Linked DNA regions of Homo sapiens: region 1 is linked to region 2. The links are chromatin loops, found by intact Hi-C in ENCODE. Cell type or tissue: right lobe of liver. All regions are shown on one strand. Links, peaks and the distances in the headings refer to the core of each region. The heading gives the core; the rest is flanking DNA. Region 1 overlaps TMC3-AS1 (TMC3 antisense RNA 1). Region 2 overlaps IL16 (interleukin 16).

Region 1 (2,918 bases), core at 330-2,829, 110 kb before region 2:
TAAGTTATGTTTTTTTAAAAGAAAGATATAATATGTAAACTGTCTCTTGTTTGTTTTTTACTTTCATGTAAAAGTATAGTACTGAACAGATAGACTAGCAAGGTGTAAATATGTATATATTTAATATCTGGTGGGGATAAATGCTATAAAGAAAAATAAAGCGTGATAGGCAGCCAATGAGGGCTGGTGGTTTGCTCTGGTATGTAGGGTGGCCAAAAATACCCTCTGATAGGGCAACATTTGAGAAGAGACTTGAAGGAGGAAAGGGAGCAGGTAACTGAGCATGCAGGGAAAAAGCATTCCAACCAAGGCAAAAGACACACGTAAAGACCCCAAGGCCACAGGCCTGGAGTATTTGGGCACAGCAAGGAGGCCAGTGTGGCCAGAGCAGGGTAGGCAAGACACTCAAATTACAGGAGAAGAGCTCCAGGGTGCAGCACAGGGTCCCTCTTGTTGGGCTATGTAGCTCTGGGTAAGGATGTGGATTTTACTCTGACTGAGAAAAGGAGCCACTGGAGGTTTCTAGAAGAGAAGGCACCTGATTTGACTTACATTTTTTACAAAAAAAAATTCTCTGGCTGCTGTGAGGAGAATGGGATGTAGCTGGGCGGGAAATAGTCTTTGGAAGTCGTCAAAAGAAACAGGACAACGATGAGGAGGCTGCTACGACAATCTAGGCAATGGCGGCTTGGACTGGGCAGTAGTCACAGAGGCAGATGGAACAGAAAGGCTCTGATGATTGCATTATTTTAGATAAAACGTTGTATTTCATTAGCATTCTTGTTACTTCACTTTTGATGTTGGAAATTTAGGTGGCCCAATGTTTTAAATAAACCTATCACAATCAAACATTTTGAACACTTACTACATCAAACACTATTCTGAGCCTTTTACAGCTATTTATTTTCATTCTCACAGAAACACTTCAAAAAGTCCCAGTTTTCCTACCTATGGGTTGGACAGCCTTGGAGAGTCGTATCTCTTGAGGCCTCTGACCCGTCTTTTGTAGAACAGGGGATTGAGCCAGGTGACCAGAGTCTTTCTAGCGCTACAGTTCTATGACTCTGTGCCTTTTTACAGAATGGAGTCTCAATTTCTCAGAGGCCATCTGTGGAGTTTCTATTTTAGATCATTTCAAAACCAATCACATTCTCATCCCCCTTCTCTCACAGGCCCCCGACAGCCGGGTTCACACAGTCCCACACCTCTTCTGGTGTCCCATATACAATGCCTTCTCCTCAGTACCTGGAGCACAAAAGGGAATTTGACCCCAGGGTATCACTCAAACTTGTTTATCTTGGCATTATATCTAAGGACTAGAAGGTGGACCATGCCCAACAGCCGGCTTCACACAGTCCCACACCTCTTCCAGTGTCCCATATACAATGCCTTCTCCTCAGTACTTGGAGCCCAAAAAGGAATTATATCTAAGGACTAGAAGGTGGACCATGCCCAACAGCCGGCTTCACACAGTCCCATACCTCTTCCAGTGTCCCATACACAATGCCTTCTCCTCAGTACCTGGAGTGCAAAAAGGAATTTCACCCCAGGGTATCAATCAAACTTGTTTATCTTGGCATTATATCTAATGACTAGAAGGTGGACCATGCCATGTCTGTCACTGCTGTTTAGAGCAGGCTTGCAGAGAAGGGGCTGAGACTTACTAGCCCCACCTCCCTTCAGGCCTGCAGAAATGAACAGTAAGCTTTCACAAAAATATGGTTTGCTGGGGACGACTTAGTTAAAAAACAGAAGTTAATCATTTTCTGAAAGACAGTTGGAAAGTTGATCACCGGGTGCAAGGGTTGATTGGAATCTTAGGAAGCAAACCCACAGAGACACCAGGAAGGATGTGGCATCTCTGGTAAACTTGAAACAAGGCATGCACTTACAGGTTCCCTATTATTAACCTCATTTTGGACATAAAGTGGCTGGATTAATTTCCTGTGGCTGCTGTAACAAATCACCATAAACGTAGTAGTTTAAAATGACAGAAATGTATTTTCTGGCAGTTTTGAAGGCCAGAAGTCTGAAGTCTGATAGTATCACTGGGCCCAAATAAAGGTGTTGGCAGGGTACTCCCTCTGTAGGTTCTATAGAAGAAGACATTCCTTGCCTCTTTCAGCTTCTGGTGAGAGCAGGCACTCCTTGGCTTGTGGCTGCATCCCTGCAGCCTTCAACGCCAGCATCTTCAGGTCTCTCTCTGCTCCATCTTCACATCACCTTCTCCTCTGTATGCAGTAAAATCTCCTCCTTCATCCCTCTTATAAGGTACATGTGATTACCTGTAGTGCCTACCCAGATAATCTAGGATAACCTCCCTATCTCATAATACTTAATCACATCTGCAAGGACCTCCCTCCCTTTTTGCTATATCAGGAAATACGCACAGGTTTCAGGGGTTAAGACGTAGATAGATTTTGGGGGGTCATTTTTCTGCCTATCTCAATGACACAGAATATACTCTGAATTTAGACATTAGCATGCTAATGTTCAACTCTCATTAGTAGATGCTGATAAGATCTACTCAAGTGCATCACACCATAAATACTGACTCTCCAGGTCAGACCCATTTTCTCTAAATAGTAAGCCTGAACAAGCCTGCTTGGGATTCAGGGAAACTGCCTAGAGTTTTTCCAAAACCCATAGACCTTGTCTGGTGAAAATGTTGTAGCATATGATTTAATGTTGTAACACAACACAGCACAGGTACTTAGTATTTATGTAATGAATGAGTGAAATAATAAACTCAGAGGCCCTCACAAGCAGAGAGAGGAAGGGGAAAGAAAGTGCTGTGGATATGGGAATTCCACCCACCAGAAATGGAGAATATTATATTTACTATTTTTAAATGATTAGAGGCAAATCTGCACCAATTCTAGAAACTAGAAAAAAAAAAGAGCCTGAACTTACTAAAT
Region 2 (2,918 bases), core at 226-2,725:
GGCATTCAAATCTGAGTTCCAGCCCTTAAGGTCTATAAGCATCCAGCAGCCCTCCCCGCCACATCATCAACCCCTGAGTCTGCCATTCTTAGATTTAAAGTTGTTTCTTTGTTTCTTAGCAGCTGGGCATTTCCACGTCTTTATTTTGATTTTGGATGTGCTATATTATTTCACAAGTCTACGTATTGGAAACAGGGGCTGGAGGCAGGGTGGGGAGAGTATTCAGATCAGTTCCGTCTGTTAGGTTGCTGGAGCCAAAGTGAAAAATAAAAGGAACCAGTCCTTGTCATTGTGAGACTCCAAGTCTGGGAAGGAAAATAGATACATTTAAAACATCAGAATATAATTACATGTGTGCTGAAAGAAGGATAGACAACAAAAATTCAGAATGTCCATTCTTAATTACCTAAGGGGCTAGACTTCTCTTTAAGTTATTAGAATGTCCATCTTACTGGGGCCACACAGCCCAGCTCTGGGCTTTTTGGAATGTCCTGTCCTTATTTGGCTATATCTGGTAAAAGCTGGCTGATTAGGTTTTGCCAAATAAATCTTACACAATAGTTTCTTGGAAGGGGAATAAAAGTAAAACATTAGTAGCCTTGATCTGTACACCAAACTTTTGTTGCAACTAATGTATTTGCCCTGAATTCAAGATTCAAATATTTACTTTTAAAAGAAGTTACAAAAGATGATTTGGTCAATGTTTGAGGCTAGAATCAGGGATCATATACTAGCTGAGAGTCTTGACTCATTGAAATCTTCAATTTTTATGATTGCTGTTAATTAAGGGAGGCAAATGCTCAGAAAAAATAAAAAGTTTGGCTTGGGCAGGCTTACATTCAGGAAAGAGAACAAAACACAATATTCTCTTTTCTTGCCACTTCAACCCTTCCCCCACCCCTTTGTTTAAACACAGAAAAGTACAAAAGATAATAAAACACATGATGGCACACTCCCAATTCTGATCCCACTGTTCTTTTTTCCTCTCTTTGACATTTCCTCTCCACCACCCTCTTGATTTAGCTATTCCCCTAGAACGGCATCTGGGCCCTCCCCTCCCCTCCCCTCCCCTCCCCTCCCCTCCCCCCCCTCCTCCCCCGTCAACTGCTTGGTAACTTCAGCTGTTTTTCTAATGTCCATGCTCCCCAAATGTCTGCATTCACTTCTAACTCCCTGAACGGAGAGAGAACGGATGTCATTTCCCTGCTGGACAGCGCCATCTCGTGGTCATCCAGGGACATCGCTCTCCCTTCTGCCACTCAAACCTACACATCCTGGTTTGCCTTCCTTTTCCTCCTCCTCCTCCAGTGCCTCTTACTCTATATAAGGCAATGTCTTTCTCTAGTTTACTAAGACCAGAAACCTTCCAGTTCTCTCTGACCCGCCCCGCCCTTTGCGACCTCTGCTCAGGCTCTGTCACTTCTCTCATCTGCTCCCTTCTCCTCCCAGGGTTACCGCCTCTGTGCAGTCCTTGGAGCTGGAGCCTGGGGCTCACAATGGCCCACTTCATCCTACACTCTGCTTCCTGAAGCCTCTGAAAACCCTGGTCACAGCAGGTCCCTCCCATAGTATAAAAACCTTCAAAGGCTCGCCATTGCCCACACCCTAAAATCTGTATGTGTAATTCTGCATAGTGCTCGGGTTGATAAACTTTTTCTGTAAAGACCCAGATGGTAAAAGTTTTAACCTTTGTGAGCTGCAACCACTCCACACTATGCTGTAACATAAAATCCATTTCTATGTGAACAGAAAACCACTTTCTCCCTTTCTTTCAATTTGTTCAATACACAAACAGGGAGCACTTTCTCTGAATTCAACATTACACCAAGCAACTCAGATATAAATACTATGTTTACACTGACTTCTGGACCTGGTCGTTACTGATGAATCTGCTGTCACCTAATCATGGTTCCATTGTATATGATCCATCCTTTTTCTCTGGTTTCTTTTTCTAGCTGGGCACTGTGGCTCACACCTCTAATCCCAGCACTTTGTGAGGCTGAGATGGGGGCACCCTGCTGAGATGAAAGCAGCCCTGGATGACAGGTACGTGGATGAGCGTGCTCGAGTCCCCAGAAGGCTTTTTTATGGATACTAAAATTTGGATTTCATTTCATTTCCACATATCATAAAATAATCAAAAACACTTTTAAATTTTCAACCATTTAGAAATGTAATAACCTTTCTTTGTTCATGAGACATTGAAAACAGGCGGTGGGCCAGATTTGGCCCACAGACTGTAGTGTGCCTACCCTGCCCTAAGCAAGTTAGATGATTAAAGGTGGTTAGGCTCCCAGCATAGCTTATAGAAAGCGAGCTGACAGAGAAGAGTGAAAATGCTATGAAGTCACTTCTCTTCAGACCTCTGGTGTATGGCCCAGTCCTTGGCCTGCAGTGGGTACTCTCTGCCCTGTGACTTCCAGCCCCTGAACTTTGCCTCCTGAGTTGAAACCTGGCAATTTCTTTGGGCCAAACCTGTTGCTCAATAATCCATGAATGACTTTAGGGTGGAGGTGGGGGTGGGGGGAACCCTGACTCTACAGGACAAGAAGACAGGCAGCTCTGTTTCCCTGGCCCCTCACTCCCAGGATGGATGAGGCTTCTGTCTTGTGAGGATATGAAAGAGTTGAGAGGGGGTGGGTTGATGGAAGAAAGGTGGGTGGGGAGTGGAAGAGAGGGTCCCTGTGGCAGATCATGAGCTCTTCAGGAATCATGCCTGATTGTTTCTATCTGTATTCCTAGACCCTAGGATTCAGTAGGCTCCTAGCAAATGTTTATCAGACTCATCCGTTACAAGGGTTGGAAGCATTGAACCTGGTTTCCCTATGGTTGTGGGTTAGGAAGGACAGGGAGAATGAAGGAGAGGGGGTGTTAACGGATCCCAGCAACTGAGACAGGATCTTGGATGGAAAGGGAAA

What was found. A loop is a pair of places that touch in the nucleus more often than their neighbours do. Peaks named below come from ENCODE experiments on the same cell type or tissue, not always from the same donor. Only the 100,000 strongest peaks of a DNase experiment are listed, where the experiment ranks them.
Region 1: it touches region 2 in a loop (3-fold over the local background); 22 of 110 quality-filtered maps call a loop at or near these places.

What each region holds. Positions count from the first base shown.
Region 1 is chr15:81,383,985-81,386,902 of GRCh38, reverse strand. All of the region lies in intron 6 of TMC3-AS1 (TMC3 antisense RNA 1), which reads right to left. Among named protein-coding and RNA genes, the nearest start is that of TMC3, 11 kb to the right of the region's middle. In right lobe of liver, for the core only: no CTCF peak of the experiment used is centred there; a DNase peak (open chromatin) is centred at 1,362; H3K4me3 peaks cover 562 bases.
Region 2 is chr15:81,273,532-81,276,449 of GRCh38, reverse strand. The region is part of intron 6 of IL16 (interleukin 16); the gene reads right to left. Among named protein-coding and RNA genes, the nearest start is that of STARD5, 49 kb to the left of the region's middle. RefSeq lists enhancers at 1,068-1,362, 1,088-1,382. In right lobe of liver, for the core only: a CTCF peak has its summit at 1,238 (motif pointing left); DNase peaks (open chromatin) are centred at 1,219 and 2,419; H3K27ac peaks cover 2,266 bases.